2 separate regions of the Homo sapiens genome follow, and region 1 is linked to region 2. Evidence: read pairs that join two places in POLR2A ChIA-PET (ENCODE). Cell type or tissue: PC-9. All regions are shown on one strand. Each heading gives the region's core, and the rest is flanking DNA. Links, peaks and the distances in the headings are about the cores only. Region 1 holds the start of LINC02290 (long intergenic non-protein coding RNA 2290). Region 2 has its middle 35 kb from the start of PLEKHG3.

Evidence for each region. ChIA-PET counts read pairs that join two places held together with the same protein. Peaks named below come from ENCODE experiments on the same cell type or tissue, not always from the same donor. Only the 100,000 strongest peaks of a DNase experiment are listed, where the experiment ranks them.
Region 1: POLR2A ChIA-PET joins it to region 2 with 6 read pairs; 1 of 35 experiments calls an interaction of 5 or more read pairs at or near these places.

Annotation. Positions count from the first base shown.
Region 1 is chr14:66,110,195-66,126,640 of GRCh38, forward strand. It overlaps LINC02290 (long intergenic non-protein coding RNA 2290), which reads left to right and starts at 1,437. Exons shown (of 7, transcript NR_184247.1): 1 at 1,437-1,577; 2 at 7,714-7,860; 3 at 12,950-13,119; 4 at 13,467-13,630; 5 at 15,575-15,695. In PC-9, for the core only: no CTCF peak of the experiment used is centred there; a DNase peak (open chromatin) is centred at 7,597; H3K4me3 peaks cover 465 bases; H3K27ac peaks cover 1,236 bases.
Region 2 is chr14:64,660,914-64,677,359 of GRCh38, forward strand. No RefSeq gene overlaps it. Among named protein-coding and RNA genes, the nearest start is that of PLEKHG3, 35 kb to the right of the region's middle. RefSeq lists enhancers at 14,473-14,973, 14,974-15,474. In PC-9, for the core only: no CTCF peak of the experiment used is centred there; a DNase peak (open chromatin) is centred at 6,048.

The sequences.
Region 1 (16,446 bases), core at 5,378-9,377, 1.5 Mb after region 2:
GGCTACACTTTGAAGTCACTGTGGCAAACTTGACTTCATGGGAGGCATTACTAGATCTGAGCATTGCAAGGGGAAGACAGCATGGTGTCCTGTCTCATTTCTTCCTGGACCGCTTTTCTTTCCTGCTGTTGCTGGGCTAACCAGCTTTGCACAGCTTTTCTACCTCAGTTGCAAGCTGTCACCTGAAGTCCTGCTCCAAAGAGAAGAACCGCTCAGAACCACAGTGCTGCCACTGCAGACCCAGGCATCATCCCAGGGGCCTGGCCACTCCTAATGCCATGCCTTGCCCCACAAAGTCACTCATCTTGACTGGCGAGGCTGGTTCAGATGATCTCATTTCAGGGACATTTTCCTGGTTCCCCCTTTCATTTGTCCCAACTCACTCACAGCTGAGCATGCATGGATTAGGATAACAACAATGTTTCTGACAGGAAGTGTATTACTAGAACACTTTAAGAACTCCTTGTGTATACACACACACAGGCACACACACACGAGTGAAACCTTTTCCTAATATAAAGATTCAAGGTTTTGTAGTGGCTTTAGTTTGTCCCATTTTCTGTAGCAAGGTTTTATACACATACACACACACACAAACACACGCACACAGCGTCTTAAACATAAGTTGATGGAGTGTGAAACTGCACTTCATTTACTGCATAATGGAACACCTTAATGATATTCTTAGATATAATGCCTTTTCTCTGAACCACTTTTCTTTTTAGTATTTAATGTATGTTATCATCACAATTTTCATCTGTTTTTCAGAAATACTCTACAAAATCTATTTTCCTTGCTGGAAAACTAGACCCAAAGAGCAGGTATCCCTGTCTATGTTGTTAGCAAGTATTTTGAGATGTCTTTAGGGATGCATAACTCCACAGAATTGAGAATACAAAGCCAGGAGACATTAAAAAGATGTCACATCTGTAAGGATACCTCCTGTACTAAGCTTAAATGAACACTACAGAGGGTCTCATTCTCAAAAGGCTTTGCTGGTTGTGTAGGACCAAGAAAGTTATAAAGCTGAAGCCAATAATAAAGCAAATGACCAAGAAACAACTTTTATATTAATCAGGATTCGTTTTTAAGTTGAAGTGACCAAAATACAACTCAAACTAACTCAAGCAAAAAAGAAATAGGTACTGGGGAGAGGGGACAGTAGGGGAACAGGCTCCCACATACTGAGATCTGGGAACACAAAGGGAAGTTATCAGGTCTCTCTCCCTCTCAGCTCTGCTTCTTTCAGTGTGGTGGCCTCATTCTTTCTAACTGAAGAACGATCTTTACTGCAGAAAATTCTAAGCATTATTGTGGCAGATCCAGTAAGTCCCAGAGAAGGATTCTGATTGGTCCTGCTTCAGTCACATGCTTGCATCTTAGTCCAATCACTGTGGCCTGGAGGATGGGACACCATGATTTGCAAGACTCTGGTCACATGCCCACACCTGTGGCTTCTGAAGCAGAGCACCAGCAGTGACAGTCCCACCAGAACCGCATGGAATAGAAAACTGTGCATTTCCCTAAGGAAAGGGAATGCCAGAGAAGGGCAGAAGGGAAATCAGGAAGACAAAACGGTAAATTACCTACCACAAATCCAATTCATTGGTATTTTTCCACTTACACTTAACCAAGCAACGATTTCTCCTGGTCCCATAATGGAAAAGAGGGTTTATCTAGATTCATATATACAAGACTGAAGAGTGAAGAGAGACCCAGAGAATGTTCTAAAATCTGCCAGTTAGCATAATCACACAGAGAAATCTCTGCTTCCAGAGGAGGAGCCAAGTTCAAGTCAGAGGTGAGGAATGCCAACAGGAAAGCTCACTTTCTCCGGGGATATTCAGGCCAACACTAGGAAACCACAGCCAAGTCAGGCAGGGCTTGGGGCGGAACTGCTGACACCTCCACCCTAGCCAATCCAAGGTGCACGCCTGCCTCATGCAGCCCAGCGTGACTCCCGCCATTGGCACACTGTGCCCATCACAGGCTGGAGCTCCTTTCCTCCACCGTCTTCCCAACTCCTGCCAACCAGAACTTAACTACTCCTTTGGATTCTGCTTTTCACTTGTTCTTCATCAGACTATGGAAGCTTAGACTTCATAATTTGGCTGAGACTTCAAAAATAGTTTTAAAGAAAGCTATTCCCACCCTGCTAAAGTAATTACATGATTCTGCCCCCTTAAACACCCAAAGCCCTAATCTGTGTTCTCAAAACTCTGATCTTAATCGCTTTTTTCCAGTCTTATCTCCAACTACTTTTCTTCATGAATACTTCCTTCATAAACACTGTACTTTAAATTACTCTCCTTCAACTATATTTTTACTTCCAAGACGTTGGCCTTTGCTTTATGCCATTTCCCTCACTTAGGTGGTTTTTTCTCCACCAGAATTCCAGTCTTTCTTCAAATGTCAACTCAAAAACAACCCTCCTCATGGAGACTCCTGTGGCCACCTCAGTGGGAAACATTCGACATCATTGGTATTAGAATCACCGATGTTGGAAACAAGCTCACTTAAGTAGCTTCCAAGTATGAGATTTCTCTACTTGCCTCTTTAATATTCTGCCATCACTTTTAGAGAGTTATCTCACCTAACTCCAGCCGGAAATACTAATACATGCCCTGGGTCTAAAGAAAATATTGCCTTTGGAATTTGTGTAAGAATTTACGATTGAGACCTCTGAATATGCCATGAAAAATATGAGCCTTACTCTCATGAGCTGAGGGAAGTGAATGTATTTGAATCTATGAATCTCAAAACAACATGTAAAATGTGTAAGGATCTGATGCTACAAGGGTTATTAGTTTGAAATTTGGTGATTTTGCTGCCAGATGTCCATAAACTACACTACCCACTGACAAATACATTTATTAGAAGTTTTTCTTACAAAAAGACATGAACTATTTTATCAGGGAATCTAATATACAAATAGTTCCTAGAAATTGTAAGTCTTGTCATACAGCACACTAGTGGTTACAGCCTATGAAATATATAAACAACTTCTAATATAGTCTTTTCCTTTATAAAATTGTTTAGTTTATTCCATGAATTTAATACAGGTCTATATTTTAAATTGTCTACCCAAGAGTTTCCTACTTGTTAGAATTCTGTTCTTCGTCACAGCAAGCTGTTTCACATTGATGTAACTGTATGTAGAAGTTTGTTATTCTTTATTGATGTATGTACTATTTTATGATACGACTATACCACATTTATCCATTCTGTTGACAGTAGTTGTTTCCAGCTTGGGGCTACTGTGGACATTCTTGTGCACGTCTTCTGTTGGACATGTGAACTCATTTCTCGTGAATATATACCTAGGAGCATCGCATCTAGGAGTGCAACTGCTGTGTCATAGGGCAGACAAATATTTAGTTTTAATAGATATTTCCAAAGTGGTTGAACTGATTTCACTCCCTCCTATAATGTATGAGAGTTCTAATTGTTCCACATCCTCACCAACACTTAGTATTATTAGTTTTGAAAAAAATTTTAGCCATTCTGGTGTGTATGGGAATTTGTACTTTCCTAATGAATGTTATTGAACACCTTTTCATATGCTTACTAGACATCTGAATTAATCTTTTATAAAATATTTGTTTATAAAAGATCAATTCAATTAAAAAACGGTTTATTTATTTTCTTTTTCTTATAGTTCTTTATATATTTTGGATACAAGATCTTTGTCAGACATTTGTATCATGAATATCTTCTTCCAGTCTATTAGTTGCTCTATTAATCAGGGTTGTTTAGAGGGACAGGACTAACAGGATAGATGTATACATGAAAGGGAGTTTATTAAGGAGTAATGACACATACAATCACAAGGTGACATCCCACAATAGGTTGTCAGCAAGCTAAGGAGCAAGGAAGCCAGTCTGAGTCCCAAAACCTTAAAAGTAGGAAAGCTGACAGTGCAGCCTTCAGTCTGGGGCTGAAGGCCCAAGATTCCCTGGCAAACCACTGGTATAAGTCCTTCAAGAGTCCAAAATCCAATGTTCGAGGGCAGGAAGCATCCAGCACGGGAGAAAGATGAAAGCCCAAAGACTCAGCCAGTCTAGCCCTTCCACATTCCTCTGACTGCTTTTATACTGGCCTCACTGGCAGCCCTGATTAAGTGTGCGTGGCCTTTCCCAGCCCACTGACTCAAATGTTAATCTCCTTTGGCAACACCCTCACACACACACCCAGGAACAATACTTTGCATCCTTCAACCCAATCAAATTGACACTCAATATTAACCATCACAGTTGCTTAATAACTTTCTTGATGTGATTTGATCAGCAGACATTCTTAATTTAATAAAATCTAATTTATCAGTTTTTTAAATGATAATCTGGCTTTTACATTTAGATATGTGATCTACTTGCAATTATTTTATGTGTATGGTATGGAGTTCTAGAATTCAAGAAGTTAAATCCCTTCTAAAATTCTGGCACCTTGGCCAGCAAAACTTTGCAATCACACCTTTGATTTAATTAACGTGAGTAAAAGAAAAGTGAGCCTATGCAAAGAGGAATGTATGCAAAGTGAGCCAATGCCAAGGTGAAACGCCAAGAGGAACATTCTAGTATTCTCTGCAGCTTGGCATATGCTTAAAATACAATTCTTTTCAAGTGAACTCAGCAAATTGGGGGACATCTTTCACCCATCTTCGATGAGGTCATATTTGGGTCTACTGCCATTGCCATGTTTCTCAGACTTGGCTCTATTGACATTTTGGCTGGATAATTCCCTATTGTGAGCAGCTGTCCCATGCACCCTTGTAGTGTGTTTAGAAGCATTCCTGACCTCCACCCACTAGATGCCAGGAACATTTCACCCTGCAGTTGTGACAACCAAAAAATTTAAAGAACACTGGGATTCTCTCCATAAAGCCTGGGACAAGACCCAGTTTCACTGCTCTGGACAGGCAAACCTGGTCCTCCCTCTTCTCCTTACCCAGGCTGCCTTTCCTTGTTGGTAGAATTGGGGTACTACAGCAGCCTCAGAGGATTGTGGAGGGGATTGACCGTGCTGGTTTTGTGAACCCACAAATGGCTACCACTTTAACCGTTAACCACTATTCCCATGTAAAGAATAAAGTGATTTTCCTCACGTCACAGGATGAGTGGCAAAACTGGAATCTGGATCTGCATTTGTCTTACTTGAAAACCTTTTGCTGCCACACCTTGCAAATGGATGTGTATTTGGGAATGACACTAGGATAGTGGAAAGTTGTATGCACTACCCAACTATCTATCCCAGGGATGTATATGTCAGAGGAAGAAATTCTGCTGTCTTGTCTGAATCTGTTATTTGAGGGAATACCAGGTAAATGCTATCACAGTGACCCATAGTCCCTCTGTTGTAGAGAGATCTAGGCTGAGTCAGCAGGATCTGGACATAGGGTACAAAGGAGGAGGATTCCTGACCAAAAGAAGCAGCAGAAATAGATGTTTCAGTCTGTGGCTACTTGAAGCCTAGCTTTCCCCATCACCCTACAGGGCACAGAGAATAGAGAATCTCTTGCAAGTCAGTCTCCCAGGAGTCAGCCAGGGAGAGAAACACCTAACAGACCAGCAGACCCAACAAGAGACCATGAAGCAGAAGACGTGTCTCCCACAAGGCCAGATCCACAGGACTTTCACTCATGGTCATCCTTGACAAGTAACAGCAGTGTTATGATGTTGCAACCCTGTAATTTCCATTATGATCAATGTATATGTTGGGGGCCAGAGAAAGGCAGATTGATAACTTCATTTAGAGCAAACTAATTGAATTCCACTAAGAGATGCATGACTCATCTAAGAAATGTGCAAAGGGTGTCAAAGAGCACTGAGTCTCCTCCTCTGGTGATTTTTACAAGCCTCATCAATTTTTGTCCCACAGAATACTTTAATTAACATAAAAGTTCTAGAATTCTTGGAGTTAAATCCTTTCTAAAATTCTGGCATCTTGGCCAGCAAAACTTTGCCATGACACCTTTGACTTAATTAACATGAGTAAAGGAAAAGTGAGCCTACGCAAATGTCGGCTGATCAGCCGTGACACTCAGAAGAAAAGCAATAAAGACAGCCACCGGCAGTGCCTACGACAGCAGTGTCCTGGAAAGAGAGACACTTACGTGGTCCAGATTCCCTTGTTGAAAAATCCTTTCAGCCATCTTAGCCTCACACCGCTACACACTTAAGCATTCCTTGTTCTGATTCCATATGTATTGACTGAATAGAAGCTGGAGGAGTTAGGTCATGCCACTCCCTCCAATACATACATTTCAGACCCTTGATTTACATAAAAGCTGAGAAATCACTGGGGCAAAGACTCAAACTGTGGGGTTCAGTTAGAAACAACACAGCTGGTGGACTTAGCAGATGGTGGGACTTGGTGCAGTGGCAAGAAGAGGGTGTAGGATGCCCAGGGACAGTGGAATGTGCTTGTGCTTTCCTTCCCTCCCTGTTCTCTGCTGCTACAGCACTGAAATTTGCATTTAGTGTTTCTGGTGCCCACATAGGCTGGTGCCTGGAGACAAATGTCTTTCTCTGTCCTTTGTCTGTCTTTATCACGCTCCAGTTTGGTGGGGAGCAGGAAGACTAGTGAAAACCAGCTTAAATGAAGCAATAATGGAGGTGTTGAGACCTAACTCACCACAGGGAAGAAGACGAGCTATGATGAGCCCAAGCTAATGCTAAGATCAGATGTTGGGAGGAAATAGTGGTTCTTGGCCTTGTGCAGCAACTGACACCAGAATCTGCTCTGATCCAGCTCTGCCAGTGTCACATGTGTGCCTTTCGAGAAACAGTTTGCATAAACAACTCCGCTCTGGGACCTTTGCATAACTAAGAAGGAATATTTATTTACAGCAGGGATAAAGGAGCTTTGGCCTTGAGCCTTGTAGAACTGTCAGGGTTTGAATGAAGTTTATCTACCTGTGATAGCTATTAATAAACAGGATTCATGTGGGGACAAGTATAAGCAGCATCCCGGGGTCTCTAAATCTACTGGGAGAAAAGGCTGAGATTCCAGCAGCAAGCAGAGGGCTCACAGACGTTAAGATTTGGCTCTTATGGAGACTACATCTTTATTCCCAATCTGACAAAGTCAGAGATACCTGGATATCAGTGCTTACCAATCTTGCCCCCACAACTATTTTCAGTCTCTAAGGCATGGTGGATGTCCTTTCCCTATTTAAAGCCAATCTTCCACTTGTGCACTAGATCTCAACTCTGTCACTTACCTGAGGATTTTGCTCCAGCAATTCGCTTCCTTCTCTTATATCTTCAGTTTTTCTTTTCCTACTGGATCATTACCATGAGCATGCAAGCATACTATTATTTCTTCTATCTTTAAAGCAAATAAACATTCTCCTAACCCTACTTTTCCCCTAGCTCTGGCCCCATTTCTTTGCTCTGTCTCCTACCAAACGCTTCAAAAGTGCTGTATATTCTAATCAAGCACTTTCCTCTCATTCTCTCTGAAACCCTTCAATCAGTTTCTTGTCTTTAAAATTGTTCTTATAAAGGTTACCAGTTACCTACACACTCCTAAGTCTAATGCTTATTTTTTGTTTTTATCTAACTTGTTTGACCAGCAGCCTTTGGCATGACTCATCATGTCTCCATTCCCGATTCACTGTTACTCACCGGCTTCCTGGATGGACTTTCTTTGTTTCTTCTCCTATCCCAGTGATTCCACTTTTAGCTTCCTTCATTATTCTTTCTTTCCTCCCAGTGTCTTCATGTTGGAGTGGACCTTTCCTCTATCTGTCAACAGAATGGATAAATTGTGGAAGAGTAATATCAGAATACTACACATCAGTAAAAAACAACAAACTTCTGCTACAAACAATCAACATCGATGAATCTTTCAGGCAAAAGGGTGAGCTAAAGTAGTCAGACACAAAAGGCTACATACTGTATGATTCTTTCTACAAAAAAATTCAAGAACAGGCAAAATTAATCTTTGATGATAGGAGTTAAAATAGTGGCTACCTTGGATAGTGGTGGTAGGGTTATGGATTGAGAAACAAGGGAATCTTGAGTGCTGGAAAGACTCTGTTTTATATCCTGATCTGAATAATGGTTACAAGGGTATGAAAATATTCATGAAGCTGTAGTTTTTTGTAAATTGTACCTCAATCAAAAAGACATTACATAATGGAAGTGCTTACTGAGTAAATGATATTATATCTGGAATTCAGGGAGGAGGGGAAGTGAAAGGGGAGTCTATAAAATATTGATGAGTTGATAATTGTAAAATTGGGTAATGGGCACATGAAGGGTTGTTATACTATTTTGTCTGCTTTTTTAGCTTAAAAAATAAATAAAAAATATAAATATAAAATTGTCTACATAAAATATGTAATAATTGACATTATTGCACAATAATATAATTATTATGTAATATTATATTATAATGTAACAAAGTATATTATTATATAATAATATAATTATGTGATAATATTATTTGTCTACATAATAAAAATTAAACATAAAATTAATGAAAAAGCAAGTCAAATTATATCATCCCTCTGGTTACAACCTTGCCTTGACTTCCATCTCATTTAGAGTAAAAAACCAAAGTCTAAATGACTACAAGTTCCCATGTGCTGTGTCCTTATGGCCTCTGCCATCATTATCAGTCCTCACTCACCCATTCCAGTGTTAATGGCGTTTTCCCTCCTTAGGGCCTTTTCTTAGCCTGTTGTCTCTGTCCAGAATGCTCTCCCAACACATATCTACCCTCCTTCCATCTTTCCTCACATGTTATCTCTCAATGAGACCATACTGATCACCCTATTCAAAACTGCAATCTACCTCCCTGGAATTCTCAATCCCTTTTACCCTAACATATTTCCCTCCACAGAAGTAATCACTTCCTAACATACTGCATAACTTATTTATTGTTTATTGTCTATCTTCCCCCATCTCTCCTCTAAAATGCAAGCTCCTTAAAAGCAAGTATCTTTAATTTTTTCATGAAAGTATTCTAAGCACCTAAACAGTACCAAGGTCCCAAAGCACCTGGCACATAATATGTGCTGAATAAATACTTTTTTAATGAATGAAGAGATGAACAATAAATGCCATAAAAATTACGGATTCTGACTTGACCTCCCATGCATCTTGACTACAAGAGAATGTGCTGGTCATGCCACCATGATTCCTTCTGGTCCATATAAAAGTTTCTTGTTAAAATGGCATGTTGTTCTTTGATGGTGTATTGAACATGTTGGGCAATGGGCCTGTCATTCTCATTGTTCCCTATGTCTTTTTTTGTTTGTTTTTTTGTTTGAGATGGAGTCTTGCTCTGCCACCCAGGCTGGAGTGCAGTGGCGCAATCTCTGCTCACTGCAACCTCCACCTCCCAGGCTCAAGCGATTCTTCTGCCTCAGCCTGTCCAGTAGCTGGGATTACAGGCATCCACCACCATGCCCCGCTAATTTTTGTAGTTTTAGCCATATTGGCCAAGATAGTTTTGAACTCCTGACCTCAAATAATCCGCCCGCCTCAGCATCCCAAAGTGCTGGGATTACAGGCATGAGCCACTGTGCCCAGCCTGTTCCTTATCTCTTAATGAGAAAGATCTTCAGAGGCCTGGAAAGGGAGATCTGGGAGTCTCACTGACCTGGCTTTCTCAGTTTCAGTCAGTTTGGCTGTGATTGAACCCACGACACAGAAAAGCCAAAGAATTTGGATCACAAAATACAGAAACCAGTCAGCATGGCAGATGCCTGACCTGAATAGGCTGGGCTGTGTACAGGCAGAGAATGAGGCATAAGAAGCTGTCAGGCAGGGGCCTGTGGCCTTTCAGGAACAAGAGGGCAGGCTCCATCCTGACTCCTTACTCCCTCTTACAGTGTCTGTTCTCACACAACTCAGGAGGACTCTCTCTCTGGCCCTTCATGCCTATTGAATCCTAGCGACTGTCTGTCTGTTGACAAGGCACAGACTGTCTGTTGACTCTCTGTCTGTTGACAAGGCACCCAAGCCCTGACATGCATGATCCTTAGGCATCCAAATGGAGGCTAATGAGTGCATCCCAAAATGCTGGTCCAACATGATCAATACAGACTCCTTGGCTGGATTCTCAGAAATATGGATTCCAATGCAAAAGGTAGGAAGTAGGGGCTTGAAATACGTGGTTTTTTTTTTTTTAACAGTGCTCTAGAATATTCTAATTTGCAAATCAGTTTGGGAAATCAGTATAGGCTACTATTTCCAGATACAGACCCTCAACTCATTTCTACAGAGTAAATGTAGCTCTTTTTCTAATTTAGGACAGAATTTGCATTGCAAATACGATAGGCATGTCTTATTATGCATACCTATACCATTTCCCTCCCCCGTATGAATGGTATACCAAAGGGGCAAAAAGTAACCTCAGTAACTCTTAGGATTTCCCTAAGAAGTAAGTCTCCTTTTGTGGCAGTATGACCTTGGTCTGTATATGCAAATTCATAGAAATAAAAAAGAGCAAAGCCCTGCTCCCGTTCCCTAAAGGTCACCAAGTCCTACACCAGTGTCACACTGACAGAGGGGTGGGTGGGATGGGGGTTTGTAAATTTTATGACTCATAATAACAGTCCAAGTAATGCAGCTGAGATAAAGAGCTAATCAAATTTCATGCTCCAAGGCATGAGCTGATTACTGCTGGGCCAAGAGGGGATTTATTCCCTGTGGTTCTGACAGGCATAGGGGGCCAGGAGCACTCTCTGAAGCTTCACACCCTACTGACCACTTCTAAAAAGGAGGATCCATGAGTCCAGAGGCCTGACACTTACTGGGCCTGTGTTTTCTCAGATCAAAGGCAGAAGGATGGCATGAAGAGAAACCTCAAAGGCAGAAGATTTGTTGTTAAGAAAGGTGGACCAGAACTTTGTGGAATGTACCTGGGGACTCCCTAGAGAACTTGTGTTCCAGGGCCTCATCCAACCTAGAAAGGAGAGAGAACCCTGAAGACCTCTGCTCCTTTCCATTGGTGTCTTATTCTGTCTGTGAAATTAGCATAATGATGATAACCTTTTTGAGGTGGTTGCGAAGATGAAGGTGGGGAAGATTGGATTATGGGGTAGGATTACAGATGGTGCCCCAAAATTATTATTCTGACAATCTGGGAGACATCAGAGCACAGGCCCTTGGTTGAAAGACAGCAATTCTTGGGCCAGGCTCGGTGGCTTACACCTGTAATCCCAGCTCTTTGGGAGGCCAAGGTAGGTGGATCACTTGAAGTCTGGAGTTCAAGACCAGCCTGGCCAACATGACAAAATCCCGTCTCTACTGAACATACAAAAATTAGCTGGGCGTGATGGTGGGCACCTTTAATCCCAGCTACTGGAGAGGCTGAGGCAGAAGAATTGCATGAACCCGGGAGGCAGAGGTTGCAGTGAGCCCAACTTGTGCCACTGCACTCCAGCCTGGGTGACAGAGCAAGACTCTGTCTCAATTAAAAAAGAAAGACAGCATTTCTTGGGCTCAATAGCTTTGTGTTGTTAAGAACTTTGGCTCTGGATCAGAAGCATACACATAGACCCAAAGCCTGAAGAGATTTTAAGAGAACTATAAAACCCAAAACCCAGTAATTATTCAACCTCTAAGGCAATTCTCGGGCCCCATAACTTGCACCAGTAAGAAGTGGGATACCAACACTGTTTTACACCCCCAAAATGTGTTTTCCCCGTGCCCATATAAATATTGCCATGGGAGACACAAACTAAGAAAATCCTTCCAGGAACAAACCTGGGCATTGAAAGGTAACCCAACCATGGGGCTAACAGTCATAACTCCATCCTATCCCCAAAACTTCTCCAGCCCTGTGGAGTCTCTCAGTTGGAACTGAGATGAGACTAAGCTGCGCCTCCCAGTGCATCCCTCAAGATGGCTCCAGAAGGCTGTGGCTCAAGCCCGTCCTCCTTTAGGTAGGCTGGTCTCTCTTTCCTCTTCCCTAGGCAAATCCTCCTGATTTTTTGGATCTTAGATCAAATCACTCCATTTCTACTCAAAGTCTTCCCTAACCATCCCAGGCCACAGAACACTTTCCCTCCTTAGAATTCCTTATAACTTTTTACCAAGCATCGATATTGTACACAGCAATAATCTCAATAATCTCTATTTTTGTTAAAATGAACAAATATAAAGTCAATATATTTCAGCAGAAAGAGTTCTGACTTTGAAGACAGGCCCTGGTGCCTCTCCTTGCTAGCCAAGTAAACTTTGGAAAGTTTTTACCGTCTCTAAGACATGGGGGTCACCATCTGTTAAATGCAGATAATCATACCTTGTGGAGTAATTGTGACGATTAAAATAATGCTTGTAAATCACCTAGCACACAGTAGGCATTTAATACACTGGCTATTAATACTGGTCTCATTTAATTTTTCATATGCTTCTGTTTTATGTATCTAACTAAAGTTTAAGTTGTTTAAGGATAGAGTTGAGTCTCATACATTTCTATATTCTCATAGGTTAATGCCTACAATAAGTGTTCTTGAAATACAGTCACGCGTTGCTTAACCATGGGGATATATTCTGATAAATTCATCATTAGGCGATTTCATCACTGGGCGAACATCACAGCTCGTACTCACACAAACCTAGATGTCATAGCCTACTACACACCTAGGCTATATGATATAGGCTATTGCTAGCAACAAACCTGTACAGCATGTTACTGTCTTGAATACTTAGGCAGCAGAGCACAATGGTAAGTATTCGTGTATCTAAACATATTTAAACATAGAAGAACAGTAAAAATATGATGTTATAACCCTGTGGGACCACTGTTGCATATGTAGTCCATTGCTGACTGAAATGTCATTCTGTGGTGCACGGCTGTATTCGTGACTAAAGATTAAAGTAACATTTGGTGTAAATCTATTTTCTTCCCTTTGGTGTTTCCAAAATACTATCCTAAAGAGAGCAAACCTAAGTCTGGGTTCATAGCAAATGCAGTGTCTTTTTTCTAACAGTTATAGAAACAGATGATCAGTGGCCCACGGATTCCAGGTGAGGATCTGGGACCCAGACATCCAGATATTGAAAACACAGGGATGGAGTCTGTATGGAAAAAATTAAAATATAGCAAAATGTGAAATACGGAAGAGAAATCTTTCAATTTCCCAATGGAAGTGAGAAAAGAGTAAGTAAAAGATCCCCATAAAGAACCAGGGCAATAGATTCAGGTACTAGAGACCAGTGGTAAAAGGGACTTTAAAACAAATTAAGGTATCCTGACTTAGGATCCAAGTTTTTATATCATATCTGCAGAGTCAGGCATCCATACGGGTATCCACTCCAGGTTAGGCAGGAGCCTGGGGGCAGCTGGCTAAGATGCGTTCCCAAAGCTTCCTCCAGGCAGACACTGATGAATATTCTCTCTTTAAAACTAAACAAGAAAAAAACCTCAAAACTTCAAGGTATACAAGCTGATTTATGTTTGAACTTCTCTAAGAGCAACTATGTTCTCTTTCTATATTCCCAAAAAAGGCAAAGAAAAGTATTGGTCTTCCAAAACAAATAGAGGACGGAGCTGCTGCTGTTGCATGGTGTCTAGAAACTCAGACAACTTCATCATTCCATATTTGCATCCAAGAGAGAGAAAGAAAAACTACAATCATTTTCCATTTACCCATCAACCCATCAACCTCCAAGTAAGTGATCTTTAGGTCATTTGCTTCTTGCTCACAAAGGTTTAGTGATCTTTCTTGAAAGACTTTCATGTATTCTAGGGGAAAAGTGCCTCTCCAGGCCAAGCCCAGCTCTTCCACATTTAGGGTGAGCTCCCTGATTTACCACTGGAGCTCCTCACATTTCTTTACCTTGACTTCCTCTTCTGCCATCAGGCCTTGCACTGCCGTCAGCCTTGGAAAAGCCTCATAACTCTGGATGACAATATCTAGACCATTAAGCCTACATACTTCAGCAAAATTGCCTCACTGCTGTCTCTGCTCCAGGTTATAAAGATTTCTCACAGCTTACACAAGCCTCTCAAGAACTGGACTTGAGGGGTTGCCCTCAGAAAGCCGCTTCCAAGACCAAAGCCATTTTTCACTCAAGCACTCTGTCTATGGGGGCCTCAAACTACTGCACAGTAATGCTGATGATGCTAGCTCTGAGGTATTACCCAGGCATGGCCCATTGCTCAGATCTCAGAACTGGTGATCAGAGCTAGCTTGATCACCTCAAAACATATATGCATTCATACATGGATTCTGAAACATGAGCGTCAATTCCCTTTACTCATCATTGCAGAAAATCCACAGCCTACAGTGAGAACAAAAATCCACTCACTAGAATTACAAATAATCTGGTCAAGATGGTATAAAGTCAAAATCCCTGTATTATGTCTAATAATCTTCAAAATTCCCATATAACTTGGTAAGAAGAAAATTTTTCCTGGAGCCTATAAAGTTTGGGCTTTACTGAAACTACTAATTTTTTTTTTAATTTTTTTTTTTTTGAGACGGAGTTTTGCATTTGTTGCCTAGGCTGGAGTGCAATGGCCCAATCTCGGTTCACCGCAACCTCCACTTCCTGGGTTCAAGCGATTTTCCTGCCTCAGCCTCCTGAGTACCTGAGACTACAGGCACGCGCCACCAGGCCCAGCTAATTTTTGTATTTTTAGTAGAAGACGGGGTTTCTCCATGTTGGCCAGGTGGTCTCAAACTCCTGACCTCAGGTGATCCATCCACCTCTGCCTCCCAAAGTGCTGGGATTACAGGCGTGAGCCACCGCACCCGGCTCTACTAATTTTTAATGCCCCTTGGCTGACATTCCCAAGCTTCCTCTTCTCAGCCCCACATCCCAACTTTCACCTCCAGGCAGACTAAAACAGTTGAAGGATGACATTGTCAAACAGACAGCCATATTTTAAAAGCAAGTGTCAAAGTCAAGAGTATACATATCAAAATTTGCAAATGTTCATGACATTTGCCAAGGAATCTGTTCATTTCCTGTGGTGCTGCAGCCAAAGGCTACAAGATGGTGCAACGTCAGTATCTTGTCCCTCTCTGGTGCTTGACAGTGGAATCTTAGTTATGAAATGCTGTGTAGCCTGTACAAACTAGACTTTAAGGATCTTAATATGCACTGGCACTTATTTTGAATTAGGACTCTCCTTCATTATCATATCATATCCTTGCCATTTTAAACTTCTCACGGGGAAGTCCATTTAAATCAGCACTGTCCAATACAACTTCTTGCAGTGTTGGAAATCTTCTGTCCAATAAAAATCCAGTAGCCACATATGGCTACTAAGCACTTGAAATGTGGCTAGTACAACTGAGGAACTAAATTTTACTTACTTTTTTTAAATTTAAACTTACATTTAACCACAGGAGTGCAGTGACTACCATATTGGACAGCACAAATTCTAATTGTCATGACATGGAACAATGCTTGCTTCCCCAGCATTTTGAAAGCCCCAGAATGATAACCTGGCCCAGAATGACACATGGATGAATAAGAGGAATTAAAACAAAGTCCATATACGTCAAATATCAAAATGAGTGTGAGACAGCCTCCCCAGATGCAGTTTCCAAAGGAAATGACCAGTTTAACTGGTTCCATGATACTTGCCCCTTTTTCCCTGCCAGATAAAGGCTATTAAAAAACAATCAAAGTGTGAAGAGGGCAGAAAATGTGATGAAGAGATTCTTTGGAGAAAGTAGCTGCCACTGTTACCTTGGGATCTGCCTATAGTCCTCACAGAGCTTGGTAAGACAAAAGATGGCTTTCCTGTAGACATAGGAGGGAGAGAAAGCTGGGCCAGAGCTGGTTAAATCCTGCCCATGAAGACTGCCTTGGAGAGCAGTGGGACTCCAAAAGCACGAGCCAGGATGGGGTGGACTCAGTGATGTGCTGGTAAATGTTTAAGAACCAGCTCTCCAGAAAGAAAAAAAAAAAAGGCTCTGATTTTTTGCATTTGCCAATTTCTTGGGTGTAAATACTCCCTCGTGGCCAATTTCCAGCCACCTGTCTGAAGTCTCTCTGGAGTTGGGAATGGACATGCACAGTCAGCTTTTGTGAGCTGATTGTATTGTAAGTCAGCTCCAGCATTCGGCTGGTGGGCCACCAGGGAGCCATGGGTACGAGGGAAACAGCTTGCCTAGGAAATAGACAGCATCCCTTATAGTCCAAGACTTGCATGTGGGAGATCACTAGTGACAAGTGTATTTGCATATCCCAGGAGAGAAAGAATGAGTTTTAACCACTCTCCACCAAGAGCAAAAGCTGCTCAGCCAAGTCAGAGATTTCCTTTCCCCTTACCTCTCCTCTTTCTCTGCCCCTTCAGCCCTTGCAGGATAGAACATAGGAGTCTGGGAGTCTGCAAGAAGGTAAGTAAGAGAAAGAGTAGAACCTTAAAGGCAGGCAGCTGCCAATTATTGGCCTCAGCCCACTAAAAAGAAGGCGATGTCTCTCCTCTGAATGAAGACTGAGACATTGATTAATGTCATGGACTGGATTG
Region 2 (16,446 bases), core at 4,106-8,105:
TTCTAGATTGAGGGAGGCGAATGAGACGTGACAACTAAATCCAACCTGTGATACTAGTCTGGATGCTGGACCCATAAAGTGGGGTCTGTGGATTCGATGGTATTATCGAATCAGTGTCAATTTCCTAATTGTTATGGTCGTGCTGTGGTTATAAGTAGGAACATGTAACACTCAAATATTAGATATATAAAAGTCCTGTGGGGCATGGGACAATTCTTGTGAAACTTTTCTGCCTATTGCAGGAGGACTTCTGGCCGTCCTGGTCTCTGCCCACTAAAGCCAATAATGCCCTCTCCATCACCGAAACAACTAAAAAAAAAGCCCCTACAGCCAGGTGCTGTGGCTCACACCTGTAATCCTAGCACTTTGGGAGGCCGAGGCGGGCAGATCATGAGGTCAAGAGATCAAGACCATCCTGGCCAACATGGTGAAACCCCATCTCTACTAAAAATACAAAAATTAGCTGGGTGTGGTGGCACATGCCTGTAGTCCCAGCTACTCGGGAGGCTGAGGCAGGAGAATCACTTGAACCCGGGAGGTGGAGGTTGCAGTGAGCCGAGATCGCGCCACTGCATTCCAGGCTGGTGACAGAACAAGACTCCATCTCAAAAAAGAAAAAAAAAAGAAAAAGAAAAAAAAAAACACCTACAAATTTCTAAAACACATCCCAGTGGGCAGTAGTCTATCTGGCGAGAACCACTGCTGTAATGGAGGAGAGCAGAGAAATTCCAAAGATTCCTGTGGAGAAAACAGAGAAGGTCTGACGAGTATAGAAATGAATTAACCAACGACGAAATGATGTGTGCAAGACAAAAAGCCCATGCTACCTGTAATAGGTAGGATCGCTGTGTGTGGAGGAGAAAGGGGGTCTACCACCCCAAAGACCTCAGCTGAGGCCCCAGTTCCTCTAGGAATCCAGCACCTGTCAGGGTCAGTCAAAGGTGAGCCCTTTTTAACACGTCTGTAGTCATCTGCATCACGGGGCTCTCAGCTGCTAGGGTGTTTCCCACGCCAAAGGTGATGCATGGAAAAAGGAACTTGAGTGCCCTATGGTGTTCCCATTTTAATCATTGCACCCCAATAGTTGGGCCTCTCCTTAGAGATGAAAGATAAATCTCAGGCTTTACTGGGGCTATTCAATAAAAACTAGAACCTTCAAGGTGCTCTTTCTCTCTTTTTTTTTTTTTTTTTTTGAGACAGAGTCTCGCTCTGTTGCCCAGGTTGGAGTGCAGTGGCGTGATCTCGGCTCATTGTAGTCTCCGCCTCCCAGGTTCAAGCAATTCTCGTGACTCAGCCTCCTGAGTAGCTGGGACTACAGGCGCACACTGCCATGCCTGGCTAATTTTCCGTATTTTTAGTAGAGACAGGGTTTCACCATGCTGGCCAGGATGGTCTTGATCTTCTGACCTCGTGATCCACCTGCCTCGGCCTCCCAAAGTGCTGGAATTACAGGTGTGAGCCACTGTGCCCAGCTGCTTTTTTTTTTTCTTTTAAACAAAGCCTTATTCAGGAACCTGAATTTCAGACCCAATATATCTTTTATTTTATTTATTTATTTATTTTATTTTATTTAATTTTTTTGAGACGGGGTCTTGTTCTGTCACCCAGGCTGGAGTGCAGTGGTGCGATCTCGGCTCACTGCAACCTCTGCCTCCTGGGTTCAAGTAATTCTCCCATCTTAGCCTCCTGAGTAGCTAGGACTACAGGCGCATGCCACCATGCCTGGCTAATTTTTGTATTTTTAGTAGAGATGGGGTTTCACCGTATTTGTCAGGCTGCCTCAAACTCCTGACCTTAGGTGATCCACCCACCTCGGCTTCCCAAAGTGCTGGGATTAGAGGCATGACCCACTGGGCCCAGCCCAGACCCACTATATCTTTTAAAGTCCTGCCCCTGGGCCTTTGCATCTGTCACCTGCCCTGTCTAGAATGCCATCCCCGCTGCTGGAAGCCTGTCTAAAGCCTGCCCATCCTCAGCCCCTCTTCCATCATGAAGCCTGGAGCACCCAGCCCGGCCTAAGGAGAATTCTCTTCTCCCCAACATAACTCTGTCCCTTATGCTGGGACACAGACCCTTGAGTGCTGCAGGTCCCACAGGCTACCTTTGTGCAATATTCTTCTCCTCCCTTGATGTTTTCTTAAGGACAGGGATGGATGGGGCTGGATGCCTTTGTGTTTCTACGTACCTCCCCACAGCACCCAGCCTGGTGCCTTAATCAAAGTAGAAGTACTTTAGATTAATTCAACAGGAATGAAACTTTACAAAATCTGCCATTTGAAATATGGCAGTTGTAACCTCCTGAGGTCAAAGTGAACCTTCCCATCACTGGGCATTAATGACTAACATTTTCAGAGCTTCCCTCCTTCCCATGAGAGGCTGAACAATTAATTGCCACTTTAAACAATAGCGCATTCTTTTTTTTTTTTTTTACAGTAAACGTTGGGAACAGCTGCAAGGGAGGGAAGGCTGCAAAGGTCTGAGTCAGGAAGGCAAGAGGGCAGGTGGGGAAGGGAGTCAATTCTCCTTGGTCTTAAAGAGGCATGGCCCCGAATCCCTTTCAAGAAGGAAGAAGCCAGCCTGAGAGTTTCTTCAACTATGGTCATGTGTCGCTTAACAACGGGGATACATTCTGAGAAATGTGTCCCCCAAAAGGCGATTTTGTCCTTGTGTGAATATCATAGAGTGCACTTGCACAAACCTAGATGGCATAGCCTACTACTCACCTAGGCTCTATGGTGTAGCCTATTGCTCCTAGGCTCTAAACCTGCACAGCATGTTACTGTACTAAATACTGTAGGCCAGTGTAACACATTGGTAAGTATTTGTATATCTAAAAAAATCTAAACCGGCCTGGGCCCCATGGCTCACACCTGTAATCCCAGCACTTTGGGAGGCTGAGGCGGGCAGATCACCTGAGGTCAGGAGTTCAAGGCCAGCTTGGCCAACACGGTGAAACCCCGTCTCTACTAAAAATACAAAAATTAGCTGGGCGTAAGGCGCGCGCCTGTAATTGCAGCTTCTAGGGAGGCTGAGGCAGGAGAATTTCTTGAACCCAGGAGGCAGAGGTTGCAGTGAGCTGAGATCACGCCACTGCACCCCAGCCTGGGCAACAGAGTGAGACTCTGTCTCAAAAAAAAAAAAAATCCAAACCTAGAAAAGGTATAGGAAAATACAGCATGAAAGATAAAAAATGGTACACCTATATAGGGCACTTACCATAAATGGAGCTTGCAGGACTGGAGTTGCTATGGGTGAGTCAGTGAGTGCGTGGTGAGTGAATGTGAAGGCCCAGGACATTCCACTACTATAGACTTTTAAACACTGTACACTTAGGCTATACTAAATTTATATTAAAAATTTATTTCTTCAATAATAAATTAACCTTAGCATTCTGTGACTTTTTTACTTTATAAACTTTTTAATTTTTAAAAACTTTTGACTTTTGTAATAACAGCTTAAAATATGAACATATTGTACAGCTGCTTTTTTCTTTATATCTTAATTATAAAAATAGCTTTTTTCTATTTTTATAATTTTTTTTTACTTTAAAAATTTTTTGTTAAAAACAAAGACACACTCACCCACATAAGCCTAGGCCTGCCTAGGGTCAGGATCATCAGTATCACCATCTTCCACCTCCACATGTACCACTGGAAGGTCTTTAGGGGCAATAACATGCATGGAGCTGTCATCTCCTGTGATAACAGTGCCTTATTCTGGAATAGCTCCTGAAAAACCTGCCTGAGGCTATTTCAAAGTTAACTGGATTTTTTTTTTTTTTTTTTTTTGGAGCCGGAGTCTCATTCTGTTGCCCAGGCTGGAGTGCAGTGGTGTGATCTCGGCTCACTGCAACCTCTGCCTCCCAGGTTCAAGCAATTCTCCTGCCTCAGCCGAGTAGCTGGGACTACAGGCACCTGCCACCATGCCTGGCTAATTTTTGTAATTTTTTAGTAGAGATGGGGGTTTCACCAAGTTGGCCAGGCTGGTCTCGAACTCCTGATCTCGTGATCCGCCTGCCTCAGCCTCCTAAAGTGCTGGGATTACAGGCGTGAGCCACCATGCCCGGCCAAAATATGTTTTTTATAAGTAGGAGTACACTTTAAAATAATGATAAAAAGTATGGAATAATAAATACATTAACCGGTACCATAGCTGTTTATCATTACCCAGTAGTATGTACTGTAAATAATTGCATGTGCTGTACTTTCATACGACTGGCAGTGCAATAGGTTCGTTTATGCCAGCATCACCACAAATATAAGCAACGTGTTGCACTAAGATGTTATGATGTCGCTAGGCAATAGAAATTCTTTGGCTCCATCATAATACTGTCATGTAGGCGGTCCATTATTGACCAAAATGTTGCTATTTGGCCCATGACTGTACTTAAAGAGAGTCATCCAAAATTATTATTTTCCTCAAACTTTATGACCTACTCACATTTCCATGCCTAAATTGTCAGTAAATTATTTCAAAGACCACCAGAGCCCCTGTATGTAGTTTCTCTGCCCATAAATGGTAAGAACTTTCAGAAATCCACTAAATTACCAGTACTTCATTTTAGTTTATTGGAGTGTGTGTTTTTATACCACAGGGCCTGGATTCTGTGCTTTCAGAGTATCTTTGCTCTTGTTCTGTGACCTTGTCTATACCCTCAGCAAACCCAGAAGCTCCATAAGACCCAGCAATTGCACTTCTAGGTGTATATCCGGAAGAATTGAAAGCACGTGTTCACTCAAAAATATGCACGTGAATATTCATCTTAGCATTGCTCATAATAGCCCCAAATGGAAACAACCCAAAGTGTCCATCAACTCATGAATGGATAAATAAAATGTTATATATCCATACAATGGAATATTATTTGACAACAAAAAGGAATGAAGTGCTGACACGTGCAACAACATGGATGAACCTTGAAGACTTTAAGTGAGATAAGCCAGACACTATAGGTCACTTATCAGCCAGGTGCAGTGGCTCATGCCTGTAATCCCAACACTTTGGGAGGCGGAAGCAGGTGGATCACCTGAGGTCAGGAGTTCGAGACCAGCCTGGCCAACATGGTGAAACCCCATGTCTACTAAAAATACAAAAATTAGTCAGGCGTGGTGGCAGGTGCCTGTGATCCCAGCTACTCAGGAGGCTGAGGCAGGAGAATTGCTTGAACCCAGGAGGCGGAGATTGCAGTGAGCCAAGATTGTGCCACTGCACTCCAGCCTGGGCAACAGAGCCAGACTCCATCTCAAAAAAATAAAATAAAATAAAGGTAACTTATCACATGATTCCATTTACATGAAATGTTCAGAAAAGGCAAATCCATAAAGACAGAAAGTAGATTGATGGTTTACCAGAGACTAAGGGCAGGAGGTAATAGGGAGTAACTATAGTGGGTATGGGGTTTTGTTTTGTGATAACAGATATGCTTTGATATTAGAGAGTGGGGATGGTTGCACAAGACAGTGAATATATTAAAACACATAGGCCAGGTGCAGTGGCTCATGCCTGTAATCCCAGCACTTTGGGAGACCAAGGCAGGATGATTGCTTGAGCCCAGGTGTTGGAGACTAACCTAAGTAACAAAAAGTACCAGTCCATACAAAAAAACACACAAAAAAGTTAGCCAGGGGTGGTGGCATGCACCTATAGTCCCAGCTACTCAGGAGGCTGAAGTGGGAGAATCATCTGAGCCTGGGAAGTTGAGGCTGCAGTGAGCCATGATTGCATCACTGCACTACAGCCTGGAAGATAGAGTGAGACCCTGTCTAAACACACACACACACACACACACACACACACACACACACACACACATGCACGCACACACACAGAGAGAAAACTAATTGTAAACTTTAAAATGGTGACTTTTATGTTATGTATATTATACCTCAATTTTTAAAATACTGCCTTAAAAATATATTTATCGAGTGAGTGATTCATCACTGAAAAAGACAGAAACTCTGGGAGCTCTGGATCAACTCTGTAATTCTTCCTGGATGTTCCTGCTGGTTACAGTTCATGAAAAAAGATTGCATCTAAAGGTTGCAATGTTGGCACCCCGTGTGAGAAAAGGGTGTAGCTGTGATTTATCTGTGACTGGGTGTTGGTTGCCAGCACTCTGGCTGGATTGTGTCCATCATCCATTTTTATTAACTTCAAGAGAGGAAGTCTGTGTTAGTTCCTTTGTGTTGGCATAAAGGAATACCTGGGACTGTGTTATTTGTAAAGAAAAGAGGTAGCTGGGTATGGTGGCTCACACCTGTAATCCCAGCACTTTGGGAGGCTGAGGCAGGCAGATCACAAGGTCAGGAGTTCGAGACCAGCCCGGGCAATATGGTGAAACCGGTTTCTACTAAAAAATACAAAAATTAGCCAGGCATGGTGGTGGATGCCTGTAGTCCCAGCTACTCGGGAGGCTGAGGCAGGAGAATCTCTTGCACCCGGGAGGCGGAAGTTGCAGTGAGCCAAAACCATGCCACTGCACTCCAGCCTGGGCAATAGAGTGAGACTCTGTCTCAAAAAAAAAAAGAAAAGAGGTTTCTTTTGGCTCACGGTTTTGCAGGCTGTACAGGAAGCATGATGCTGGCATCTGCTTCTAGGGAGGGCCTCAAAAAGCTTACAGTCATGGATGGAAGGCAAAGGGGGAGGAGGCCTGTCACATGGTGAGAGAGGGAGCAAGGTGCGGGGCAGGTGCCACATTGTCTTAAACAATCACATCTTCTACAAACTCATAGAGTGAGGACTCATTACCATGGGGAGGGCACCAAGCCATTCATAAGGGATCTGCCCCCATGACCCAAACACCTCCTACTAGGCCCCACCTTCATCACTGGGATCACATTTCAATATGAGATTTGGAGGAGCCAAATATCCAAACCATATCCAAGCCAGAGAGGGAAACTGTGAACCTTTTGTGACAGGCTAACAGAAAAGTTCTGTATTTCAAGGCTAAGTACATCATCTTAATTATATGGTGATGGGGCAGATGGTGAATGCTTGGGTTAGAATTTTGATTTATTTTATCATAGGCTTTGGAAGTTTACATAAGAGGTAAAAGAAAACTTGTTGGTATTCTCTGGGACATGGTGTAGAACAGTCAAGAATCCCTCCCCCCAGGAAAGTGCTGTCTGTGGTTCATACCCTGCTAAGATGGGTGTAGAGCTGGTGCCAGGCACTCCTCTTGTGGATATACTCAGGGGCCCTGTCAGTTTGGTTGGACCAGCAACATTTTCAGGGTTTGTCCTTGCAATGCGTCTCTTCCGTGGGTGAATGAGAAGGTGAGGACTGATCTTTACCTCTTATGGAGAAGTAAAGAGATTCTGATAAAAACCTGTTTGGACTAGGGAGCAACCACTTCTGCAGGAGAGACAGTTACATCCAGGGCTGCCCTGATTCTTCACTCCCATCCCCAGGTCTGTGCCAGGGCCTCTCAGAAGACAAGAGTGACCCACAGTTACTTCCATTTTTTTGAGGTTCCTAGTATATTAAAATATGAAGAAATGCCAACACCCCCCACCAAAAGATGGTGAGAGCGGTGGTGTTTTTTGTTTGTGTGTTTGTTTGTTTGTTTGTTTTGAGACAGAATCTCACTCTGTCACCCAGGCTGGAGTGCAGTAGCGCGATCATGGTTCACTGAAGCCTCAACCTCCTGGGCTCAAGCAATCCTCCCACCTCAGCCTCCCAAGTAGCTGGAACCACAGGTGCATGCTACTGTGGTGTATTTTAAATGTTTACATTTGACAAATTAATACTTCTATCACAGAAAAAAATAGTAAAGGTAATGTGTTTTTGCATGATAATTCCAGGGTACATTTTAAATATTTTACAGTGCTCTACAGGCAGTGAGGAACACAAGTTGAGAGTTCTATCCTGAACATTGCTTCTTTCAGACCTGTCATCTGGAGCTAATGTCAAAAGCCAGAATGTGGGGCCCTTTGTTAATTGTGAGATGAGAGCCTGTGCCCCTCTATACCTTACCCTCACCCCTAAATAGGCCCACAGGCTCCCTTACACCTAACAGCTGCTGCTATTCTCTTGGGTTGGAGTGAGATGGTGGAGAATCAAAAGCTGTGTTTTAGTGCTGAAGCCAGTTCTTATTACAACTTTTCTCTGCAGTTTATAAACAATTTGCTCTTAAGATCTTAGCAGTCTTTCTGAACAATCCAGTATGTTTGTTTGCTGCTGCCCAGCAATGCCTGCATGTTTTTGTGGATTTTATTTTGTTTTTAAATTTTCTTCAAAAGCTGTAGTTTATTATAAGGGCAAAGGCAGCAATTATTGGCTCTCCAAATGCAGTCAATCTGAGTGTCAAGTAGATCCTTATTTCAGTCCTCATGGGTCTTGCTTGTTGACCTTGCTCCTGCAAGGAGTGTCTATGAGCTTGCCTTGGCCCTGGTCCTAGGCCCCTCTCTTTTTCTGTAACCTCAAACCCAGATGGCCATGCCCCTTGGATGATGTGGTAGTGGTACTATAAGCCCAAGGATCCACTAAAGGACTCATTTTGAGAAATTTGGCAAAAGAAGTTTGGCTCTATTAGGACATCTTTAAACAAGAGTGAGAGGACATGTGGCATCCTGGATGACTGCCAAGGTCGAGCTGGAGTTCTCTGGAGTGATTTGGGTGCTAAATCCTTGGGTGGGGTCCTGACTATGAACTGTTTCTTTATTTTCCAATTGTAACAGTCTCTGAAGGTAAAACTAGCATCAGCAGTATTAATCGTAATAACAATAGGAAATAGGCTGGGCGCAGTGGCTCATGCCCGTAATCCCAGCACTTTGGGAGGCCGAGGCAGGCGGATCACGAGGTCAGGAGATCGAGACCATCCTGGCTAACATGGTGAAACCCCGTATCTACTAAAAAATACAAAAAAATTAGCCGAGCGTGGTGGTAGGCGCCTGTAATCCCAGCTACTCGGGAGGCTGAGGCAGGAGAATGGCGTGAACCCAGGAGGTGGAGCTTGCAGTGAGCCGAGATCGCGCCACGACACTCTAGCCTGGGTGACAGGGCGAGACTCCGTCTCAAAAAAAAAAAAAAAAAAAAAAGGAAATATTTCAGCATACCTATTATGCACCAGGTATTAGTCTAGTCTCATTTAATCTTCACCATGACTCAGTGAGATACAAACTATTCTATTATACCTATATATTTTTAGAGATGAGGTCTCACTATGTTGCCCAAGCCGGAATGCAGTGGCAATTCATAGGCATGATTGTAGTGCACTACGGCCTCAAATTCCTGGGCTCAAGTCACCTTCCTCCCTCAGCCTCTTGCCAAGTCACTGAGAACACAGGTGCATGCCACCACACCCAGCTTTGGGTACTCTTTTTATGTCCATTCCACAGATGAAGAGACCAAGTTTAAAATGGATGACTTGCCTCAAATCACACAGCTATTGAGTAACAGAGCTAGGATTTAAAGGCTGGTTCATCTGACTCCACATTTCAGGAAGTCTTATTTGGGGGTTTCTAGAAATAAGAAGCCTTATTTGGGTTTCTAGAGAAATTTCTTTTTCCAAATCAACTTTATTTTCCCCAGACCCTTTTTGTGAACAGAGTTTACATCAATGAAAAGAAGGCTCCTACAGTGTGGCGTGAATGCCAGTGACGGGAACACCAAAAGCTCTGAACCTCAGGATCAGGGAGACCACAGCCTGCTCCTGGGATTGTCATGAGCCATTTGGCAGGAGGTGGATCTGCACAGTCATGGAGACCAGACTCCTAAGCAGGTCACCTAAGTAAGGTTTCCCTGTACGCTCTCCACAGGGCCTGGGAACTTCAGAATCTTGCCACAGGAGGAAGCTTGATGAGTATTCACCCTCTGATGTTGTAGACAAGGAAACTGAGGTCCAAGGAGATTAAGTAAAGTGCACCCTGTCTGCACGTCCAACATGGGTCTCCTGGCTCTCACACCATTTAGAGATGAGCCATTTTCTCAATAACAAAGGCAAGGCCCTGAGAGATAGTGTAATTGACCAAGCTTCTTCAGGACAGGGATGTGGACTCCACTCCCTTGGGGTCCAGCAAATGCCTTAGTAACAGTGGCTTGTGGATGGAAGGTGTTATTCAAGCCCTTGCTGGATGAATAAATTATATGCACCTGTTTCTCAAAGTTGCCTTAGTGAAAGAATCATTTGGGGCACATGTTAAAGATGAAAGTTCTAGTCTGAATACTAGACTAGAATGAGTCTATTCAGGACCCTGATAGAACAGTGTATATATATATATATATATATATATATATATATATATATATATACTTGTAAATATATATATATATATTTGCAAGCTGTATATATATATATATATATGCAAGCTGTATATATATATATATATATATGCAAGCTGTATATATATATATATGCAAGCTGTATATATATATATATATATGCAAGCTGTATATATATATATATGCAAGCTGTATATATATATATATGCAAGCTGTATATATATATGCAAGCTGTATATATATATGCAAGCTGTATATATATATATGCAAGCTGTATATATATATATGCAAGCTGTATATATATACACACACACACACACACACACACACACACACACACTATATATATATATATATCTCCACACACACTATATATATATATATATCCAGTATATATCCAGGCAGGACCCTGATACACTGTTCTCACTCTTGATCCAGATAATCCCTAACCCATTATCACCTCCCTTTCATGAACTGAAAGTAGTTTGTTTTTAGGTTTGGCTCTATTGCAGGGCTGGATCTATTGCGATTCTGAACACTCATTTTAACCATGACCTTCCTTACCTCCTCTAGGGGGCAGAAATGAACCACTTGTTCATTCTTTGGGGCTGAACTTTGCGACTTTCTCAGACTTTCATAAGAAAACAAATACCCAGAGGAGATCAGAAAGAAAGCAGATCTTATACATGCTTTTCTTACTAGGTTGAAATGCAGTTGCAATCTAGACTCCTCTAAGAGACAAAATACTGTTAGGCACTCTGGCGTTGAATTCAAGCTGACCCAAGTTCAAATCCAGAATCAAACAAGGGTTGGAGAATGCCTCCCATCTTTATGATCCTAGCAGGCTATTTAAATTAATGAAGCCTTAGTTTCTTGTTCTATAAAATTCTAATACAGTCAGCTTTCCATATCCACAGTTTCCACATCTGTGGATTCAACCAACCACAGATAGAAAATATTGAAAAAAACCCAACAATAAAAACAACAATACAACAAAAATAATACAGATAAAAACAATATAGTATAACAACCATTTGCATGGAATTTACATTGTATTAATATTTGACATGATAAGTTATCTAGAGATGATTTAAAGTATAGGAAAGTTGGCCAGGCACAGTGTCTCATATCTGTAATAACGGTACTTTGGGAGGCCAAGGCAGGAGGATCGCCTAAGGCCCCAGGAGTTTGAGATCAGCCTCGTAAACATTAGTAAGACCCTGTCTCTATAAGAACTTAAAAAAAAAATCAGCCTGGTGCTGTGGTGCACCTGTAGTCTCAGCTACTCAGGAGGCTGAGGCAGGAGGATTGCTTTAGCACAGGAGTTTGAGGCTGCAGTGAGCTATGATCATGACACTGCACTCCAGCCTGGGCGAAGGAGTAAGACTCTGTTACAAACAAACAAAGAAACAAAAAAGTATATGGAAGGATGTGCCTAGGTTATATGCAAATACTATACCATTTTATATCAGAAACTTGAGTATCCGTGGATTTTGGTATCCAAGGGGGTGCTGGAGCCAATCCCAGCAAGATACTGAGTGATGACTATAAATAATACCATCTTAACAGGATGGTTATGAACCTTATACTGCAACTGCTAAGAGAAAAAGTCAGCTGTTATTATTACCACAACTATTACTACTGCTTCCTATAAAGGCATGTGATTATTAACTCTGTTAGGAAGGTAGACTCCACTTTTTTAAATAGTTGGCTAAAGCTCTCTAAAGAGACATTCAGCCCACTCTTTTCTGGGTTCTGTACTAGGATGACATTTCACATCCTGGGAGCCAACAATGTGAATAACACAGAGGCTACATTAGACAGAAGGAAACGTGTTGGTTTCCTTAATAAAATCGAACTCATATTTCCTGAGATTGGCTCTGGCTGGCAGGAGACTCTCCACATGGGAAAAGCGGTTAGATCTCTTGGCTGTGTTTTGCCCTCCAAGGCTCACCTTTCCTGGGAGATTTCTCCCTCGTCTCACTGGTACCACCAATGGGTAAGGAAAGCCACACCTCACTCCACCCCACCCCTGGGGGGACTTCCCCTTCACTACCAACATCACGGAATCTGGCTTTGATTTGATTGAGGGTGGCAGTGAGTTTCTTTACCCAGAGACTTGGGGATTATCTTCTTTTTAGCTTCACCTGGAATAGCTTGCAATGTCGGGATCCTTGTTTCCTAAATTGAGATAATAAGAATGAAAATGATAGCAGTGGTTTCCATTTGTTGAGCACGTCTTCTGCGCGACGGCTTGCTCTCATTCCATCTGTACTACAACCCAGTGAATTTGTCCCCATGACGACTGTCATTGTAAAGATGGGGAAACAGAAGCACGAGGAGGAGGTTAGGTCACTTGCTCAAGGCCTCAGGGGTAGTCGGTGAAAGAGTTTAGGACGAGAACCCAGCAGTCTGAACTCACTTGGCTCTGAATGGAGGTGGATAACCACAGACACTGCCTTCCCACCCCTAGAGACACAGAGAGAGCTTCAGTTCCCTGGGTGTGACCCTTTGCTAAGGCACATGGTGGATGAAGAAGGTGTGTACAGCTCCTTTAGGGCAGTCAGCTTGCAAATGTCTGGCCTAGGTGAGAAGAGAGACACCTTTGAGGTCCTCCCACATCAGACAAATTGAGCCCTGCCCCTAAGCACAGATGCTGCTCCCTCTTGTCTTACCTTTTCACCTCCTTATTTATTTACCACTGTGAGGACAACACTCCACAGGGCATGTGAAGACACAGCCCCCGCCCTGGAGCCTCAGAATTTGTCACCGTCACTGGGAGTTGAGGAAATTGCAGTGTTGAGGTTTCTTGCTTCTTCCTCACTGAGAGAGAAAAACCCCAACTGTCAACAAACCTCAAACCCATCGATCAAATGATGCCTGCGGGCAGGAGCTGGGCAGCAGGGTGTATCTGTGGCAAATGAGATCACGAGAGGGCCTGGGCACAGAAAACAAGGTGATAGAAGACAGACGATGAGAAGAGAGGAGGAAGATTGTGCAGAAGGGGAGGAGTGCATGGAAGGGAGGGAGGCCCTTGTGCATGGATTCCCTGGGGAACCAGGCTGCCAGGGCAGAGGGCCAACAGGTGAGGAGGAGAGGAGGGGGCTATAAGTGGGGGGGATCTGAAGAAAGAGCTTCTGTGTCCTAAGAGGTGGGGGAAAAAAAAGAGAGAAATAACCCAAAGAAAGTGTTGCAGAGAACCAATAAGATTAGAATGTCAACGATCCAGACCCATGACCCTGGGGACTGTTGTCACACAAGGGTCTGGTGGTGGGGTTGGGGCAGCTGTGGAGGTTGCTGCTGGTCCCAGTTTTGTCCATATAAAGCAATTCGCAGAGAAGGCTGAGTGGAGGAGGAGGAAGCTGAGATAGTAAAGGAAATAACGTTTAAAAGTTTAGCACAAGCTGGGCGCGGTGGCTCAAGCCTGAAATCCTAGCGTTTTGAGAGGTTCATGTAGGTGGATTGCTTGAGCCTAGTTCAAGACCAGCCTGGGCAACATGACAAAACTCTGTCTCTATAAAAATACAGAATGTTAGCTGGGTGTGGCGGTTGTGCCTGTAGTCCCAACTACTCGGGAGGCTGAAGTGGGAGGATCACAAGAACCTGGGAAGTCAAGGTTGCAGTGAGCTGAAATCTTGCCACTACACTCCAGCCTGGGCAACAGGAGTGAGACCTTGTCTCAAAAAAAAGAAAAAAAAAAGCTACATTTTACATGATTTTATTCATATAAAATTCTGGAAAAGGCCAAATTACTGAGATGGACATCAGGTCGGTGAGGGGGTAAGGGGAGCATGACTGACTACACAAAGGTATGAAGAACCTTTTCGGGGTGATGGAATTGTCCTTATCTTAACTGAGGTGATAGTTACGCAATTGTACACATTTGCCAAAACTCATTGAAAGTTACGTTTTTTTTTCAGACAGTTTCGCTCTTGTTGCCCAGGCTGGTGTGCAACGTCGTGATCTCGGCTCACTGCAACCTCCGCCTCTCAGGTTTGGGAGGCCGAGGTGGGTAGATCACCTGAGGTTGGGAGTTCAAGACCAGCCTGACCAACATGCAGAAACCCTGTCTCTACTAAAAATACAAAAATTAGCTGGGCATGGTGGCGCATGCCTGTAATCCCAGCCACTCAGGAGGCTGAGGCAGGAGAATCGCTTTATTAAGTTTTATTTAGTTAGTTTTATTAAGTTAGTTCAGCCTCTTCTTGGATAAAATTTCAGCCAAGTCCCTGCCTGGACTGTCACCTCCTCTCTGGGTGTGTCCCCTTCCTGCCTCTCCCGCTCCCAGCCCCACCCTGTGGATAACTCTGGGTGCAGGGCTCTGTGTTGCCCTCTGGTCCTCAGTGGCCTTTACATCTGCTGACATCCACAGTCAGGGGTCTGGCTGGGAGGACCTGGTGGTTTACCCGGCTTGTGGGTCCTGTGCCAGCTTTGCTGGTCCTGTAGATACAAACCGGAACCCCTCCCATGTCCCCAGTGCTTTCCATTTATCTCTGGGCTTCAGCCTGAGGCAGGTCCACAGGCTCTCAGCTCTCAATCACCTGTGCATTCCCTAGGGCCTCCTAGGGACTTCTGGGTTTCTCCCAGCCGCACTCAAGCCAAGGGGAACTGAGGTGGGGCAGTGTGAAAGGGGTGGAACACCTAAGGTCCCTGTCCCAGCTTCAACACACCTTGCTGTTGTCTCTACTTTGCTGGAGCCACTCCAGGTGGACATAAGGACATGCTGGAAGGCGACTGACTGCTCCAGGGCTCCAATCAAAAAGTGGGGCACGGCCGGGTGCGCCTGTAATCCCAGCACTTTGGGAGGCCGAGGCGGGTGGATCCCTTGAGGTCAGGAGTTTGAGACCAGCCTGGCCAACATGGTGAAACCCTGTCTCTACTAAAAATACAAAAATTAGCTGGGCGTGATGGCACACGCCTGTAATCCCAGCTACTCAGGAGGCTGAGGCAGGAGAATTGCTTGAACCTGGGAGGTGGAGGTTGCAGTGAGCCGAGATCATGCCACTGCACTCTAGCTGGGGTGACAGAGTGAGCGAGACTCCAACTCAAAAAAAAAAGTGGGGCACACATGGTTTTTTGGAGTGGGGAGGGACAGGGTCTCACTCTGTTACACAGTCTGGAGTGCAGTGGCACAATCATGGCTCACTGCAGCCTCAACTTCTGGGCTCAGGCAATCCTTCAGGCTCAGCCTCCCAAGTAGCTGAGACCACAGGTATAAGCCACCACACCCAGCTAATTTTTTTATTCCTAGTAGAGATGAGGTCTCACTATGTTGCCCAGACTGGTCTTGAACTCCTGGGCTCAAGCAGTCCTCCTACCTTGGCCTCCCAAATTGCTGGGATTACAGGCCTGAGCCACCACACCTAGCAACATATGTCATTTTTGTCTCTGACATGCTCTTGACCTCTGTGGAGTTTTTCTACTGTTGTACATGCCACCGACAAGGTTTGACAAGGGTGAGAGAGCACTGGCATCTGATGTCCATCCCCACTTACCCGCTTTCAAGCTCCAGAGGGTTCACACTTCCTCTTTCTGTTTTTCAGAGACTTCCTTTCCCTCATATTTTCCCTCTTCCCTGCCCTGTGGATTTTTCTAGAAAGGTATCTACCTTTCTCCTTCCCTAGGACACAAGCCCTGTGGTGCAATGACAGCATATGGCTTACTGATAATGAAAATGGTTTTGAAAGTGGTTCAAAACAGTATCTCCATTACTGTAGGGTTTTAAGAATAAGATAGTCATGTTTTTGTTTTGCCTTTTTTTTTTTCCTTAAGACAGGGTCTTGCTCTGTCGCCCAGGCTGGAATGCAATGGTGCAATCATGGCTCACTGTAGCCTCAACCTCCTGGGCTCAAATAATCCTCCCACCTAGCCTCCTGAGTAGCTGGGACTACAGGCATGTGCCACCATGCCAGGCTAATTTTTCTATTTTTTGTAGAGATGGGGTTTCACCATGTTGCCCAGGCTGGTGTCCAACCCCTGGGCTCAAACAATCCTCCCACATCGGCCTCTTGAATTGCTGGGATTACAGGTGTGAGCCACCACACCTAGCCAAGGTAATCATTTCTAAATGCCCTTTAAAATAATACAAGTTTTCTAAACTAGAGGAGTTTCATCCATTCAGACATACAACACACATTTGATTATCTTTTCCCCCAAGCCTTTCATCCTTTTGTGTTTCTAATCCACCCAGGCACCACTGTCAGAAATTGGGACCCCTTGTTTTAT